Regions from separate parts of the Homo sapiens genome. Here region 1 is linked to region 2. Evidence: chromatin contacts called from ENCODE Hi-C data. All regions are on one chromosome and are shown on one strand. The core of a region is the stretch at or near the end of the contact, and the rest is flanking DNA. Distances in the headings are between cores, read along the strand shown.

Region 1 (3,506 bases), core at 578-3,077, 41 kb after region 2:
CTCTCTCCTCGGCTTGCACACCGCCGTCTCCTCACTCTGTCAAGCAGCTGTGGCGGGTCGTCTTGCCCGGATTCATCTCTGTGCGTCTGTATCCAGTGTTCCTCTTCTTTTTAAAATGAATTTGTGTAAATTTATGGGGTGCAATTTTGTTACATGCCATAGTGGTCAAGTCAGGAGTTTTAGTGTATCCATCACCCGAATAACATACATGACATGTCCCCTTTAAGCAATTTCTCATCCTCCACCCCCTGCACCCTCACCCTTCTCACAAGGACACCAGTCAGGCCAGATTAGGCCCACCAATGGACTCATTTTAATTTAATCTCCAAGCAGAGACACACGCTGAGGCACTGGGGGCTAGGACTTCAACATATGAATTTTCGGGGAACATAATTCAGCCCATGTGCCTGTGCTCATGGAGACCAGGTCATAATGAAGTCAAAAGTTAAATTAATCAAAATAACTAGGCGATAGCTACCGGGCAAATACTATAGGGCAAAGTACTAAGGGATCGCAGGAAACTCTTATCTAGTTGGAGAGGTGAGGGGCATGGAGGGCCACTTAGAGGGTGTCCGGGTCTTATCTGGACCTCCACACTGTAGTCTTGTTTAGAAATTCACAAGGCAGGAAGAGGGGAAAGAATGTTCGGTTGGCGGGAACGGTGTGTGTGCACACCCCAACCCGAGGCTGGGGAGAGCTTGGCAGGATCAAGAAACTGAGGGAGCCCAGAGCAGGTGTGGAGGAGAGGGCTGAGGTGAGAATGGCCAGGGGTAGGTCTCTGAGCCTTCCAGGCCAGAAGCAGGAGGCAGTGTTTCCTGGGCTCTCAAGGGGTGTTTAGATGCAAACTGTGTCGGGAGCTCCCTCTGTTGGTGGCACAGGGAATGGCTCGTATGAATGTGGGAAGCTGGCACAGCAGATGCTGGGCAAAGGGCAAGGCGTCTCTGCCAAGGGGGCGGTGAGGGCATGTGGGGGAGCAGACAGCCCCGAGGGTCCTTTGACAAGTCAGTCCGATGTGGAGGCCGAGGGGAAGCCTTCCACATGTCCTAGAGGGAAACCCCGAGGTAGCTCTTCTCACATTTGTGCAGTGACTACCAGACTGAAGGAACCCCGGTTCCATCCTCACCCTCTGCAGCCCAGAGGGCTGATGGGGTCCAGGGCTTCATTTCTGTTCCTAGCCGGGACCAGGGGCTCTGAGCACCCACAGCCCCTTCCCAACAAAACAGCCACTTGTGTGTGCCATGGGGTGACCCCTCCTCCCTGCCCAGCCTGGGCTGGGGAAGGGCCCCGTCTGACCAGGAGCTGGCCTCCTCCAGCTAAAGCCAGGGTGAGCAGAGTGGGGCCCATGCTGGGTGACTGCAACAAAAGCAAGAGAGGCTTTCCTGCAGGGGAAGCGGCAGAGAGCAAAGGTGGGACGGGTGGCCGGAGCTATGGGGAGTGGGCCCTTCCAGGAGCCCCTGGCCTCCTCGTGGGTGCTGAAGATGGCAAGTGCGTGTTAAGCATGTACTAAGCCCACCCTCTGCGCCCGCCCCATGCTTAGCACTCTACATCCATTGCCTCGTTTTTGTCCTCACATCAGGCTTATGAAGTAGGAATTATGACCATGCAATTTCACAGATGGGGAAACTGAGGCAGAGAGCAGTTAACCAACTCGCCTCAGGAAGGGGCAAAGAGGTGCGGCACCTAGGATTCAAGCACTGGCAGTCTGGCTCCAAAGGCCGCACTCCTAACTCCTCAGCCTGTTCTTGGCCTCGGGAGGCCTGGCTGATGTCAGGGCCATTGACACTTGTCCCTGTCTGACTTGCTGTGACAGTGCTCCCTGAAGCCTGACTCGGGACTGGAGAATGAGGTCCCACAGCCACAACAAGTTCTCAGCTGTCCTCTGTGGCCTCTGATGACAGCACCAGGTGGCCCAGTATACCACATGCCCCCATCTGGTGACAACATACTCTTTGATCAAAAAGAACAAAAAGTTCTCCCGCAATCCAGTGTGCCTCTGGTCAGGCCTACAGGCTGGCAATTGGTGGCCTTAGGGGTGGTGTCCTTGCAGTCAGGCTGGGAGAACCTGCCCACCTGAAGGTGCCTGGACCACATGGCAATCAGCTAAGGCCAACCACTGTTGTGGCAAGGCTCAGATCACCTGCAGAAGGTGGGAGCCTGCAGGGAGGAATAGGGAGGGGCACAAGCCCTGGGGTCAGGGGCAGGTTCTAGCCCTGCTTCTGCCTCCAGCTGGCTTTGTGACCCAACGTGAGACCAGGGCCAGGGCTGGCCATCTACTGTAAGTCTTTTCTATGGAATTGCTCCACAAGTCCTTGTCCACACCCTCCCTGCATTTTCATGGCTGCTGCCCCATGCCCCCAAATAAGGAATGGGGGGTGGACAGAGAGAGAGGTGAGGTCCTGCATCCTGGGAGAGCACACCCAGGAGGCCGAGGTGGGGGTGGCCCATGTGTGCCTCCTGGCACCCAGTGTGGTGCTGCCCACAGCAGGTGCCGATGCACACGTACTGCAGAATTGCCCTAGATGGTGTTGCTGCCCAGAGGACTCTGGGACTCCCAAGTGGGAGTTGAGCTGAGTGCCAGACCCATCTCCAGGGCACACAGGAGTCCCATCATGTGTGATAATAAGCTTTCTCTACAACTCTAGTGGGGGCTGTGATATCTGTCTCAACATCCAAACACTTTTAGGGGGCTTGTCCGCCCTCCTCGGCCTGCTGGAAACTCTCTTCCTGGCTCTGGCCTGGGACCCTGGCCCTCCTCCTGCTGGGCCCTGGCCCCACTGTCCTTTGCTGCATGCATGCCTTGGTGACTGACGTGTGGGCCCCATGTGTCCCGGCCCTCCCTGCCCTGCATCCCTGCTGCTCCCAGGGTGCCCTCAGTGTGTCCTTCCTCCTTCTTCTGATGCCCAGCAAACCACCTGATGTGCTGCAGCTGATTTCACCTCTCACTGTGGCCTCCGCCACCCTCCTGCCCCCTCCTGAGTCAAGCTCCAGGTATGCCCAGGGATGGTCCCAGGCTGCCTGGGGGTCCACTCTGTACCGCGCTGGGCACCCAGGGATTTTAACATCACAAGTCCCCTCGCTACCCTCCCTGGTCTACTGCATCTGCCTCCTGGTCTCCTGGTCTTCACTGTGTGTCTCTCTATCTACACTCCAGGTTTTTCTGGGACATTCTTGACTAGACCCGGCTTGCTGGGCCTCGTGGGAGGCAAGTCAGCCACAGAGGCTGAGCAAGAAAGAGAAGCCGGGCAGGCTGGGCACCCTGGAGAGCCCTCAGGTAGCATCTTTGACTTTCCCCCTCCCAGGTGCTCCTGTCTCTCCCAGAGCCTCCACCCTGGGTGCCCCAAGACCTAAGACCCCTCACATGACTCTGACCCTGACCCCTCCTCACCCCCTCCTGGGCCAGCAAGGGAGCAGCCGCCTGCTATTCACCTCCAGTTCTTCAGGTCCACCATGACTTTGGCCATTGCCATGGCAACCATCTTGCACGTGGGTGGCCTGGCAGCCTCTTT
Region 2 (3,422 bases), core at 626-3,125:
CAGGCATGGTGGCGGGCACCTGTAATCCCAGCTACTCAGGAGGCTGAGGCAGGTTAATCGCTTGAGCCTGGGAGGTGGAGTTTGCAGTGAGCCAAGATCGCGGCAGTGCACTCCAGCCTGGGCAACAAAGCAAGACTCTGTCTCAGAAAAAAAAAAAAAAAAAAAAAGTTAAATTCAGAGCTGCTTCTCATGGTGACGTTTTCAACCCTCTACGGCTTTGATACTGGAACTGCCTTCCCAGTTAGTGGTGGTCTCCCGGGGGCTACTAGATGCATGTCAAGCTCAAGGTCTTCTAAAGGGCTCCAGCCACCAGTCTTGGCTCAGGAGGCTGTGGGAGCAGGGCCAGGCATGTAAGCTGAGAACACAGGCTGTGCAGGGCCTGAGGTGTGGCTTTGCACCTTGTGGCCCATGCCATGCCTTTCTTCTCCACCCCAAGAATGCGGGCCCCCTGCAGCATTCCACAGCCCGTGCTTACACAGCGTATTTCTTCTGTGCATTGTGCGCTATCCCAGAATATTCCTGGATGAGTGAGAATTTATCAGGAGGGAAGGGCCTGGATCTAACAGCCCTAAAGACACCACCTCACTGTGTCCTCCACTCTGTATCCTGGGGTGTGTGGCATGCGGCTGGGCCCCTGTGGCCCTTTACTAGCCCCCGTGCTTTGCTTTGGGGCCAGAACTGCCTGCCTGGTCTGTTGGTTTTCCATGCATGCATCCGCTGCTCTGTCGAGGAAGGGTTTGACAGTAATGCCTGTTGTGCAGGGGTCACACTATGTGTGCAGTGGGATGGTCTTCTGTGGCCTAATTTCATCAAAGCACAAAACTTAGGCTGCCTAGAAAATAACAGTTAATGTGTCCTCTGTGTGTGACTTCTCCTAGGTGGGCTGGCAATGGGAGCTGGGCCCCAGTGGCTCAGAGTGACTGAGCACTGGTCTTGTGTACTTCTGATTAAGGACAAATCCACAAGCTCCAGAAACCCAACAAGCAAATAGTAATAAGTCTGGCAGAACGCTGAAAAGCTTAACCATTATGTTTTTGCTGAACAAAAGAACCCCCAGATCTCATGAAGAAAAGCCAGAAAACCGTGCTTTTCCTCAGAAGGTAGATCCGAATTTTTCCAGCCGTTGGTTATGTGTGCAGCTTGGGGCCAGGCGTTTGTCCACTGCAACCACAACCTCAGACATTCTTCTGTGGGGGTCTGAGCCTGGACAGCAGTGTTCTCAGAGCACTTTCCAGGACATGCGAGCTATAAGATGAACCCATGAGCAGATACGCTTGATCCTGCAAGCTGGAGTTACTTAGTGTTGATCATTTCACTCTTCGTGCGTCCTGTCTGAGGGTTAGCTGAGCCCGTTCTGGTGGTGGGCAACCACAGAGCTGTCTTCTGGCTAATGAAGACAAAGCCACCTTCTCAACTACAAGGATTCCTTGTCCCTTCTGGGGTGGCTGGGGTGGCCCTGTCTCCTCACCAAAGGCTCCTGGGACCTCACTACGTAAAGAGATGAGATTACTTTGGAATGACTTATTTCCTCATCAATAAGTGATGGGAGTTAGAAGGATGACCCACAGCACCCAGCAGCTCTAGCCACATGTGAAATCCATGCTTGCATTTCGGGTAGACTCCTGCTCCATCTGGAAAAGATCATCTTTTCCAGAGTTTTGCTGGATCTCAACAAGTCCCTGGAAGCGCCTTGTCAATCTTTGGTTCTCAGAATTTGCTCTTCCTTATTGCACGTCTGGGGAGACACCACCCACTTGAGTGTAGTTGCCCTCTGGTCATTCACTTATTTTTCATCTATTGACTTAACAAAATATTTGTGGAGCACCCACTTTGGGACAAGCCCTGGCTCAGTACTCTACGTGCAGAGCTGAACAAGGCAGTCTGGAGGAGGACAGGCAGTTACACCAAGCTCCCTGGACTGGCTCTGACAGTGCCACGCATGGGGTGCCTAGAAACTGCTGTGGCCGGGGCTGGTGGAGGATGGGTCATCACAGAAATAGCAGAGCCAGAGGTGCAGATGTGCAGGAAGTAGAGGCCTCGGCTCAGCCACCCCTGTTCCACAGGCCACAGCTTAGAGAGACCCTTTGCAGGGAAGTCAGCTCACAGCAAACAAAGGGTGCTGACATTTCATTCCTTCTTCCTCATGATAAGAAATCTCTTCTGTTGCCTGAGGCAGAGTCAGTGTATTAGTCAATTTTCACACTGCTGTAAAGAAATACCAGAGACTAGGCTGGGTGCGGTGGCTCACGCCTGTAATCCCAGCACTTTGAGAGGCCGAGGAGGGCAGATCACTTGAGGTCAGGAGTTCGAGACCAGCCCAGCCAACATGGTGAAACCCCATCTCCACTAAAAACACAAAAATTAGTTGGGTGTGTTGGCAGGTGCCTCTAATCCCAGCTACTTGGGAGGCTGAGAATCACTTGAACCCAGGGGGCAGAGTTTGCAATGAGCCGAGATCGTGCCATTGCACTCCAGCCTGGGCGACAGACTCTGTCTCAAAAAAAAAAAAAAAAAAAAAAAAAGAAATTAATACCTGAGACTGAGTAATGTATAAAGGAAAGAGGTTTGATTGACTCTCAGTTTCAGCTGGGGGTGCCACAGGAAACTTACAATCATGGCGGAAGGCAAAGGGGAAGCAAGCACCTTCTTCACAAGGCGGCAGGAGAGAGAAGAGAAAGTGAAGGGGGAAGAATCCTCATAAAACCATTGGATCTCATGAGAACTCACTCACTATCACAAGAACAGCATGGGAGAAACTGCCCCCGTGATCTAGTCCCCTCCCTCCAGGTCCCTCTTTGACACATGGGGATTACAATTCTAGATGAGATTTGAGTGGGGACACAGAGCCAAACCATATCAGTCAGTGGCAAAATTCATCATTGGAACAGCTCATGTAGGCCCAGACACTGTTGTATTCCATGGGTGAGGAGGTTGCTGTCCAAGCCACCTGCTCCAGGACACATGCTGGGGCGGGGTCTAAGTCTCTTTCTTTTCCACTCACCCCCTTGCTGTCTCAGCCTCACATACCTAATAAGACGGTCCCAAGAGCTTAGCCATAGGAGATAGACTAATGCACAGTCCTGGATAGCTTGTCCTGCCTTTTTGCATGGGGCACGTCTTGTTAAACTTTTTCCACACTCTATTTGCTGAGACTATGCAGACACAGGGAGAGCAGATGCCTGGCAGTTCTCTAGAAGGCAGGGGCTGTGTGAACAGCAGTTCATGTAACTTGGTCTGAAGCAGGCCATTTTCCTCCATGGTTATATTGCCAATTCAGGGAGAAGCAGAGTCCTGGGCCCCCTGCACTGTGTGGCCCTGTAGCACAGTGTGCACCTGGATTCTGACATCTCAGCTTCTTTCAAATTCCCATCCTTTTCTAATTATTAATTAGATTGTTAATTATTATTAATTAGTTAATATGA

The links. Hi-C counts contacts between places; a loop is a spot of excess contacts on that map. Pooled maps may share reads with other maps.
Region 1: a pooled map shows a loop between it and region 2 (4-fold over the local background). The contact joins two enhancer-like sites. A Hi-C loop is called at or near these places in 1 of 168 maps with a recorded cell type or tissue (posterior vena cava), 3 of 37 single-sample maps with no recorded cell type and 3 of 50 pooled maps.

Annotation. Positions count from the first base shown.
Region 1 is chr2:109,509,448-109,512,953 of GRCh38, forward strand. It overlaps a transcript of RANBP2 not described here. Among named protein-coding and RNA genes, the nearest start is that of SEPTIN10, 100 kb to the right of the region's middle. Within about 2 kb of position 1,828, at least 2 of the 41 ENCODE cell types and tissues checked have a DNase peak (open chromatin) inside an H3K27ac peak, as active enhancers do.
Region 2 is chr2:109,468,710-109,472,131 of GRCh38, forward strand. The region is part of intron 8 of SH3RF3 (SH3 domain containing ring finger 3); the gene reads left to right. It also overlaps a transcript of RANBP2 not described here. Among named protein-coding and RNA genes, the nearest start is that of SEPTIN10, 140 kb to the right of the region's middle. RefSeq lists an enhancer at 2,037-2,156. Within about 2 kb of position 1,876, at least 5 of the 41 ENCODE cell types and tissues checked have a DNase peak (open chromatin) inside an H3K27ac peak, as active enhancers do.